Regions from separate parts of the Mus musculus genome. Here region 1 is linked to region 2. Evidence: chromatin loops called from intact Hi-C (ENCODE). Cell type or tissue: heart. All regions are shown on one strand. Links, peaks and the distances in the headings refer to the core of each region. The heading gives the core; the rest is flanking DNA. Region 1 has its middle 18 kb from the start of Gm34983. Region 2 holds the start of Gm34921 (a long non-coding RNA gene).

What was found. Peaks named below come from ENCODE experiments on the same cell type or tissue, not always from the same donor. Only the 100,000 strongest peaks of a DNase experiment are listed, where the experiment ranks them.
Region 1: it touches region 2 in a loop (2.4-fold over the local background); 5 of 42 quality-filtered maps call a loop at or near these places.

Annotation. Positions count from the first base shown.
Region 1 is chr10:99,438,840-99,444,218 of GRCm38, reverse strand. It overlaps the pseudogene Gad1-ps. Among named protein-coding and RNA genes, the nearest start is that of Gm34983, 18 kb to the left of the region's middle. In heart, for the core only: a CTCF peak has its summit at 2,871; DNase peaks (open chromatin) are centred at 248 and 3,068.
Region 2 is chr10:99,266,702-99,272,080 of GRCm38, reverse strand. Dusp6 (dual specificity phosphatase 6) reads right to left here. Exons shown (of 3, transcript NM_026268.3): 3 at 4,592-5,379. It overlaps Gm34921 (a long non-coding RNA gene), which reads left to right and starts at 1,182. Exons shown (of 2, transcript XR_380738.4): 1 at 1,182-1,718; 2 at 3,074-5,217. In heart, for the core only: no CTCF peak of the experiment used is centred there; DNase peaks (open chromatin) are centred at 1,500, 2,530 and 3,170; H3K27ac peaks cover 2,236 bases.

The DNA.
Region 1 (5,379 bases), core at 51-5,050, 170 kb before region 2:
CAATTCTTCTCTTCCAGGCTATTGGTCCTTTGCAAGAAGCCACAGATCTTCAGGCCCAGTTTTCTGATGCATCCACACCAAGTATCATATGTTGTAGGGAGCAGGTTGGTAGTATTAGGATCTGCTCCCGCAGCGTTCAAGGAGGTTGCAGGCGAAGGAGTGGAAGATGCCATCAGCTCGGTGGTCTTGGGGTCTCTATTGTTCAAGAGTCCCCCGCGGACTGGGCGCAGGAACAGGCTTTGTTCAGCCACAGTGAACTGGACCCTCCAGAGATTCCTCCAGGAAGTATCCCCTGCTGGGCTCGGATGCGCCACAGGTGTACGCGCTGGGTGTCACCACAATGCTGTTTCTTCCTTGGTTGCACGATCCCTGGTCCGGCACTCAGGTGTTTTTTTGTTTGTTTGTTTGTTTTTGGTTTTTTTTTTTTTTTAAGAGTAAAAAGAAAAGAAAAAGATTTCAAACACAGAAGACCTCAAAAAAAGTTGTGTCACCCACGGTCCCTTCCTCTGTAACTAATGGAGAGAGTAAACCAAGAAAGAGGAACAAAATAACAGGAACCTGCAAAGACATCTCCAACGTGATGCCATGGTAGAGACTCTGAGGACATAAAAGCATGGGATTCACTTTGGCAGCAGGGAGCACACTGATCCTTTCACAGGCATCCATGATAATCTTACAGAGATTACACAATGTTCCTGAATGCATCCGAAGACGATTCATCATTTTGGCAAAAAGCTTGGGGTTACGTGATCAGATGAAATTAGACAATAAATGAAGCTTTCTGCCCCTGTTAATATTTACATAGAGGACTAATTGTATTTTAAATGTTAAAGAGACTGCAATTATTCACATAAGGATATCAAAAGACTCACAACGTTGACTTCCTATACATCCATGCAGTTGGGAACACACTTCACAAATCATTTCTGGGAAAAGGAGGCAGGAAACCAACCGCCCCAAACAAATTTTTTCAAGCCAAGAAATGGCTTCAGGATAATAAAATTATCAGTCTCGAAATGAAAACTGCTAAGTGTTCAAAAGAACAGCCAGTCCAGATGGAGCAAAGAGGCACCCAAGAGATGCAAAGAGAAATTAAAGTTGACACTTTGTAATTGAAAACATTTTTAAAAGATGACAATGTAAATTGAAGAAATTAGGAACCTTAAGAAATGTCAAAAAAAATGTAAAGCTAAAATGAGCATACCATTCAGTCTGTGAATGCTGTCCTTATGGTATGAATATATAAACACGACTTGTTGACTCATTCTTTCAACCAAACACAAATTATCATTGTTTTTTTTTTTATTTACAACACTGATGGTAAAAATTACATTATTAGGTTTATTGACCAGAATGGCATTGATAAATTAGGCAAAGGAACAGTCAATTTACAAAGGAATTATAGTAACCATCAAAAGCCTATTTTAATGAAGAACAGTACCAATAGCTATCTCTGATAAGGTTGTTTCTTATATTTCTGTATACTAACTGCCCAAAAGGCCAACCTTCTAAAGAATCAGCGCTGAACACGAACAACAGTGAATACTCAACACCTGCTCCTTTAGTTAATAGTCCATAAAAAATGGTTTTATGATATTTTACACAAAATTATAGATGAGTCAGTCTATGTACTGACAATATTCATTAGCATAATACCCCACACCACACACATTACAATAGTAAATGCTTGCTTGAGAATAAGTTCACAGACAGCTTAAATGCAGAATCAGTAAGTAACCAGTTCCCTACTGTGTGCAAATTAATTCCCTACTTAATGCTCACAGCAATAGGAAAACACAGGAGCTTGGCCACTTTAGGAAGGGACTTTAAACCTAACTGGTGAAAGACATATGAATAAAATAGATCGCTGGGCCCCTAGGCACATCCTAAGGAAGATGCTAACAGAATAAAACTGGCAATTAGTGAACATTACACATTGTGTTCCATTCGTTCTGCGTGAAAATCAAACAGAAAAGCGCTCGAGAAGTCCATAGTGCAGTCCTCATTGTGACATGTCCTGAAAGGAACGTAAATCATTTTCTTTAACAGCACTGAGCTTGTTTGTTTTGTCGGATTGCCCACTCTAGTTCTTGAGAAATAATGACCACAGCTCCTCCAACGGCCTGCAGCGTTCTCTAAGGTTCCATGGGAGAGCTTTCCAGATGAGATTTAAACAAGCTGAGGTTTAAACACAACGTGGTAGCCAAGGCTGCCATTTTAACCTTTTAAATAATACTTTTTCGCTAGCATGCTATCACAATACTATCATAATGTTTAATAAACAAAACCTCAGCAGAGCTTTATGCTAGCTAGTGCTGGGTGCATTGACTTGGCATTTCCAACTTGACTCAGGTTTCAGTTGATCTCAGGAGGAAGATTTCTCCTACAGCCAGGGTACCCACAAGACAACAAGGTGATTGCTGAGACCTCCCATTCGCAAATACATCTCATGCTGATCACAATTTGTTTCATGATGTATAAAGAGACGAAAATAATACAAAAACAAATAAGATGATAAATACTCCATACAAATCATGTCCCAGCGGGTCTCATTTCACGTCTTCTGATTACAGCATTGGTTCGTTCGGTTTATCGGCTTTGTGATGAGTGAATTTGTTGAAACTGAACTCATGAAGTTACTTCTACTGCTAACATACCTTCTACCCGAATACAGCGTAGTGTTATGAGATATTTTTTGAAGGGAATTTCTGGACAACTAAATTCCACTGGGAAAGTTGTTCTGCGAAATCCTTTCTAGATCAACAAGATTATGCGTCTCTGAGAAAGGCTCCAGTCTACAACAGAAACACCGAACCATCCTAGGGTTTCTAGCCTATCGAGCACTCTTCACACCAGTAGGGCCACCAGCAGAGTCAGCCTAGGGTGCAGTATGGTCTTCCTCTTCCCACTGGGTTTTGCACAACACCTGCGAGTTAATCAGGATGTTTTGGGGTGTGCCTGCACTTCTCTGTCAACATCTCAGCTTTGGGCAGATGCCAGCCTGTAAGAGATTTTCATCTTGAGGCCGCTTCCTTTCTTGCAACACTGGTTGGACTGTTGCCAAAATCATCAAGCTACCGAGGGAACATCCCTTTTTACTTACTCCCATCCATTTCTGGATCAAAGAACCAGCCCTGAGTGCTACGACTGAAGATAGGCTTTTTTCCCCCACTCCTTCTTATTAATTACTCAACTAAAACAATCCTCACTAATCTCATTAGTCCCTTCTTTTTGACATGTTACTATCTCAGTACTGAGTTCATCTCAAGGATTTCTGCTTTGGTTTTGTTTGTTTGTTTTGCTTTTCGATTAAAGAAGAACGGAATGATTTAGGGCTACAATAATACTTATCATTCTATGAATATTCAGGTCTTTGTTTCTACATAGAAATAACAATGCAATTTCAATGCCTAATGACTATGGCAGTTTGTGTGTGTGTATGTGTGTGTGTGTGTGTGTGTGTGTTTGTGTGTGTGTGTGTGTGTGTGTGTGTGTGTGTGTGTATACCCACGGAGGCTAGAGATGGACATTGTAATTTTGCTACTCTTATGAATCATAATGTATATATGTGACATGCAGGGTATCTGATATGTGACCCCCATGAAAGGGTCATTAGACTCTAAAGGGGGTTGCAATCCATAGGTCAAGAACCTCTGTTTTACGCCATACTTTTGAAACAAGATCTCTCACCAATCTTGGGGCTCCATGATTTGGAACCCAAAAGTTCCAGGTCCCTTCCTCTTCCCATCCTAGTCGCTGGTTCCTGGCACTCTGATCACAGTCACAATCTATTTACCCAGCTTTATACGTGGGTGCCAGGAAGCTGAACTCAAGTTCTCATGCTTGCCAAGGCTAGCACTCTGCTAACTGGATTCTCCATTCCTCATTGCAGCATTTGTAAATATTAATCTCCACACATGCCGTGTATTTACTGACGCCAATGTAATGAAAATTGAAGCAACAGTGAGAATGGCCAAACCCCAACACACTGACAACTATAAATTGCTACAAAAGTGTGGACCACAAGAACTCATTTATTGTTGGGACAATACAAAATAGTACCATCATGGTAGAAGACAGTTTGGCAGCTTCGTGCAAAACACAAACTGTATGATACACCAGTCACTCTTTGGTGCTCAGTAAATGGAGTTGAAAACGTGTGTTCATGCAGGAACCTGAGTATGAATGTTCCACACTCAGTGGAACAAAGCTTAGATGCAGTCCCTCATCAGTGAATAGATAAATTCTGATACATAGAGTGGGGATTTACTCAGTTGTTTTAAAAAAAAAATGAGCCAATACCAAGCTTAGAATGCAGTTCAGTGGGAGAGTTCTTGCCTAGCATATCGAAGGCTTAGGTTCCGCTTCCTAAGGCTACAAAAACAAAACACTGGAAAAAAAAAACATGGATGCATTAAATGCATAGTGATAAAGTGAAAGAAACCAACATGAAAGGGTGCGTCCCATATGATTCCAATGTGATGTCATTCTGGAAAAGACGAAATTATTTAATAGGATTAAATAAATAAGTCGGTGGTTTTATAAGGACTAAGGGAGAGAAAAATAATTACACAGACCTCAGATGAGTATATTTGCAATGAAAACTCTGTCTGATGCTATTTGGCACATTAATGTTGTTATATATTTATCCAAGCCTATGTTTAACAGCAAGTGAACTCAAATGTAAGCTATAGACTTGGGGCAGTTACATTGTTCTATGTAGGTTCATCATTTGTAACAAGTGTACCATGTTGATGAGGGATGTTGATATTGGGGAATATTGATCACTGTGCCTGTGAAGGGGTGTTAGGAGAGAAAGTGTGGGGGCATACATGTTCTCTGTAGCTTCTCCTAGTTGTAAGTGTGGAAATTTCCTAGAAATCTAAACGTGAACCACCGGATCCCGCTCAGTACTTAGATACTAACGAAGAGTTTTATCTTAGCTTATGCAGTAGGGACTTTTCTCTTGGTTGAACCTGAGACCTTGATTGAATCTAGGAGTCAACTTCTTAATGCACTAATATATCAGGATGGAGAAAGTTTTTCTCTCCAAACAATGGCTCAGCATACTAAAAGGGTCAATCTAACCTGAGGCATGCTATCCAAGGAGGGCATAGCCTCCTGAACATATGTAGAATGAGACTCTGTCTAAAAAAAAAAAAAAAAAAAGAGGAGGAAGAGTAAAAAGGAGAAAGAGAAAGAGAAGAAGGTAAGGGAGAGGAGGAAGAGAAAAAAGAAAAGAGGAAGAAGAGAAAAGAAGAGGAAGAAGGCAGCAAAGGCTATAAACAAGAAAGGAAAGGAATGTTCATCTAGACCAGGTCTGTCTTTGTATGAAAGACTTTCCCCTATCACCGTTTAAATTTTACTATTAGAGAAAAT
Region 2 (5,379 bases), core at 186-5,185:
AAAGTAGTCAGGATGGACCGGGCATGTAGCTAAATAGTAAGAGTATTTGCCTAGCCTGGCGGTGGTGGCGCACGCCTTTAATCCCAGCACTTGGGAGGCAGAGGCAGGCGGATTTCTGAGTTCGAGACCAGCCTGGTCTACAAAGTGAGTTCCAGGACAGCCAGGGCTATACAGAGAAACCCTGTCTCAAAAAAAACAAAAACAAAAACAAGAGTATTTGCCTAATATACCAAAGAGTCTGATTTCAATCTCCAGTACAACTAAAAAAAATTTAAAGAATGCATTTTTTAAAATTTAAACATTATTAAAAATTTAGATTTTTCTCCAAAATCCAGAAAGGGACAATTCTAACAGAGGAGGAACAATAGATTTTGTTGTCGTTGATTTTCTTGCTCTCTTTGAAGGTGTCATTCTCAAAGAACATATAGTGCCTTTGGTACTTCATCTTTGAAAATGTTCCTGTCACATCTGGTCTCTGCTTCTAGGGAAGTCGCTAGGTGAAGCTGCACGCTATCCGTCCATCCCTTCGTAAACATTAAAATACAGGGTATAAAATGTTGTTTGCATGACTGAAACAAAGCAGGACAGACAAGAAGTCCACTTGTCCCTAGAGGACCCAATGATTTGGGACATCCAGAAAACATCCCTTGACACCTGGAGGCTTGGCCCTGCCTTTGACTTTGGAGGACTCAGTGAAGGTCTTCAGCTGTCCTTCATTGTCACCTTCTTTCTTCAAACAGACTCACATCAAGGTCTGAATAAATATTTGTGAACTGTTTGAACTTTGTTCTGTGCCCTTCAATTCCCTTTGGACTATAAAGACGTTTGAAAGAATCGCCCCAGCGCCCAGGGGAGCGCGCACGCATGCGCACACACCTGCTCCTATCCCCAAACTGGACCTGTTCAGAGCCAACTGCTACGAGAGCACCGAAGACACAAGGATTGTATTAGAATCTTTGAAAGTCTTGCAGGGTACTTGGGAAACTGCATGTGAGGCACGGCATATAAATTTACAGCCCAAGTTGTCCTTGTGAAACAGCTTCAAATCTGTGGACGGGTTTTCTAAGGGCTTTTCAAGGATTTTGTCCTACCATCAGCTACCCCAGGACCTGTTCTTTCCGTGTGTTTCTACTATCCCCACCCCCACCCCCTCCCCCAGCCCATCTCCTGTTCTTCGCTGGCTGTTTGTCCCTTGGTCTGCAGACCTCCACTCTTTCTCTTGCCCTTCCCCTAACCCTGACTCTCTCTCACAAATCTCTTCCGGAAGAAATCAGATAATGGAGCCTATCTCACAGAGCCATTCTGAGAGGGAGGAGGTAGCTGCTTTCAGAAGTCCCCCCCCCCCCCTCCGCTGAGCTGACCCAGGAGTGTGAGCAAAGGTCGGGGCCAGGCCCCATGATGCTAACTAGAGATCCTGAGGGACATCAGTGTTGTAACTTATGTGCTAATCGGCCCAAGGTTGGGCAACTTCTCTCCGGAGAGGAAGGAAAGAAGCTTCCAGATGAACTGACACATGAAAAGGCCCGGCAGCTTGGCCTTTTCATGATTTGGCTCTGGCATCCCTGCCGGCCCGTGTAACCTCTGATTACTCCACTTCCTCAGCTATAAAATGGAGGCGCCGCTTCCTACCCAGCATCACAGGATGCTGTGAAGAGCAGCCAACGCTGACTGGACAAGCAGTCTGCAGCAAACAGAGCCCCAAAGCTCGGTTCGAAAAGGTAACAATACTGTACACACACACACACACACACACACACACACACACACACACACACACACACACACACCGGAGGGGGAAGGGGAAGAGGAGAAGGAAGAGGGGCAGGGACAGGGATTCCCTAATAGAGTACTAGATGCCATAAGGGGGGATCCCTGCCTCAGTTTCCTCTTTGGAAGAGAACAATAATGGAGCCTATCTCACAGAGCCATTCTGAGAAGTTAAGAGGAGTATTACCCACAATGCACAGTATGCAGTATCTATTATAGACGGGGTTGTTGCCACCTGACCCTCTCATTTTAACCTTTAGAGTATCACCGATCCACGATCAGAAGGCTAGAATTATAAAAGGAGCCTAGAAGGATAGATCAGCATCTTTTCACAGATGAGAAAAAAAAAAAAAAAAAAAAAAAAAAAACCAAACCCTTTAGTGGGGCCAAAAGCCTTGCCCTGGGCTACTCATTCCATTAGCGAGAGAAGGGGAATCACAATTCATGCCACCCAGTTTTAAAGTCCATGCAAATATTTTTCATTCCTCTAAAGACTGTTGGTATTTTTATCACCAGACAAAACTTCCTAACTCCGACTTTTAACCCTGAAATCTGTTCATCCCATTAGCTGCTGCACACCCCGAGGGGTTATTGGTTTGGTTTTGCAGCACCCCTGAAACCTGCAGACAACCCCTTCTCCTATCAGAGCCTCCCCCCTCCCAACACAAGGCAGGGAAGGTAACGCTTTCTCCCAGACTGGAGGATGGCTCTAATGGGGATAGCAGGTGATGAAGAAGGCCTGGCTAGAGAGCTTGCAGCTGCTGGCAAAGGTTGCCCTAGTAACCATGAGGGCTCCATTCAGGAAAGCAGCCCAACTTTGAGAAGGAAAATGATAGCTTTCCCTTGGCTCCTTGCAAGCACAAAGGGTAGCAGGAAGAGAAGGAGGCAGAGGCAGGGTGAGGTGAGGGCTCCTGCTGTTGGTCCGTTACTGGCTCCCACCGTTCAGAGGAGAAACAGAAGAAAAGCAGACAGCTCTTTGAATCTCCTGGCCTAGGTGAACCGTAAAAAATCACCCTTTTAACATGAACCCTTTTGTGGGAACAGAGGAAACAGGCGCCCTGTGTTCACCAGGCTTATGAAACAATATGCCAGGAGCGGAGAAACCCCCCAAACACTGCAACTTTATGGGGGCCCTAAACTCTCCTTTAGCTCAGACTGGTGACAAAGACCATTTGCTTCCAATTTATTGGAAACCTTTTCCCCCCCTTTTCACAGCTTGAGCCGCTCGAAGGCTGTAAGCTCCCCTTGCCTGCAATCACTCAGACACTTGCTGAATGGGCCAGCCTCAATTATGTTCCCTCCACAGGTTCAGCTCACACTGTGACCCTGCACGGCTTCCTGCTATTCATATGTGTTACTTCCCCTTTGTGGTAATGGCTTGTGGCACTTGGCCAGAAAACATTATTAATTTCAGAAGTGGACTGACAAAACAACAAACGCACAGTGGAACAAGAGGAAGTGCTGCGGAGGCCAGCTGTCCGGGTTGAGCCCAGCGGTAGGAACTCGGGTGGATGCAAGTTCTGGAAGGAACAGAGATGATCCACGAAGAGGGAGACACACTCAAATTACCCGCACCCCAGCCCCCTTTAATATAAAAAAAAAAAGAAATGAGAGAGAAGAAATCAGAGAAAAGGAAAGAAAGCAGTCAGCTACTTGAGCTGCAGCGAGACAGCAACCACTGCTTGCAAATGCCAGGAGCCAGGACCGGAAACTCTTCAGAACCGGAAACTCTTCAGAACCCGGATGAACGGGAGCCAAGTTGAACTGCGGTCCATTTCTGCTTTGTGTTCCTGCTGACTTGGGACACCCAAATAGAGCCTGGCTTGATTATTTTTCTGGTTCCCCCCCCCCACCCCCACCCCCTTGGAGTTAGTCGCTTAAAAAAAGTCACTCCCAGAAGACAAGTTGACACAACTGCTTGTCGAATGAAAATCCACTTGCCAACTACACGTAGACTGTCAGGTAGCACAAGAGTCATCTCCCATGATGCTGGGCTGAAAAGCATCTTTTTTTCCCACTTCAAAATGATGGAGCTCAGGCGTGATATCCCAAAACACATCCTAGCACTTCTGGTACTAATGCATGCCTCCTCCTCTTAATTTAGTGTGCCTACTTCTGAGCTCAGAAAAAGGCCTTCAGAAGAATAAGAGGATGCCTAAGCCTTTGGCTCAGAGGAAAACTTAAAAACCATCTATAACTAAGATTCAATGGTGGTTCTGGCCTACGTCCTAAAATAGCTAAGCACAAAAGCAGACTTAAATTGGCAACAAAAGATTTCACCCAGCAGAGTGAACATTCAAACATAAAAACCACATGCAAGTCCATGAGAAAGCCAACATACCATTACAATGTCCTGAGAATCAAAGAGAGAAAGGGACCCAGGATAGCTCATGCTAGGATCATTCTGGTCAGAACTAGACATCCTGGAAAAAATTATTCTACTTCCTTCCTGGCATGCCCAAGGATTATGGAGTGGAGGACTCTGGAAGACAGAGGTTAACATGTGGCTGCCATTATCCTGGGACAGCCTTCTGGGGGCCATGCCATTTGTGAATATCCAAACTTTATATTTCAACAATGTTTATACTGTGGGCTTCACTTCTCCGGGAAGGGTTTAAATAAAAAAAAATCTTAATGAAGCCTGAAGGCTTATCTGTATTGCAAGAAGTGGTCAGTCTACCCTATGAGGTCTTAACTTGAAACAAAATTTCAGACCTCATCTGAAAGACATGAGTAGTATAACCTTGCTACCCCTACCAGCTCTGCCAATCACCCCTTAAGTGTGTAACTTCATAGACTGAGACACTTAAAAATAAAAACACGCTCAATAGCCAAAATAGTTATTTATTAATAATTTAAGGTTTTACATTCTTATAATAAATTCCAGCTCAAAACTTTACACCACGAACATCATGGAGCAAGTTAATTCTCCCTTCCTCTCAACCTGTTGCATCCACCAAATGGGCGCTCATACTCGCACACATACACACACTTCCAGTTTCGTATTTTTTTTTAAAAGGAAAGAAACCAACCCAAAGTATTGCATTTGAGGTGACACTCCCTGAAGAATTTTGTACAGAGGTAATATGCTGTTTAGCACAGCTGAAGTTATTTAAAAAAAAAAAAAAAAGTGAACCCACAATTTTGGTGTCTTTCCAAAATACCCCTTGAGACACTGTAAGCCAAATATTTACAAAGGTAAGGCAGAGTCAAAACTACATTAAGAGGAAAAAAAAAGTTACAAGGAAGATATATGAAAGAGACTGAAGACCTCATCATAACAAAGTCTTAGTGATAATAATATCCACGAAAATGCCGTCAGAATTGGTACATCAAGGTCAAGCATGCTGCAAATATACCCTTTGGATTAAAAAGAACATTTTTTTCCTTATACTTTTGTTCTAAGAAGTGGCATACTGCTCTTTCTCTCTTTGGATCTCTTTTAAGCCCAAAGATAAAAAACAAATACAAGCCAAACAAACACTGTCAAGTGATTGAAGATCAAATATTTACAATAATCAGATAAAAGTATCAGGTTTTAATTTTTTTTGTCTTCTAAACCGATACCGCAAATACAGAGCTAAAAATCTCTTTGGCTCCACTATACCCAAA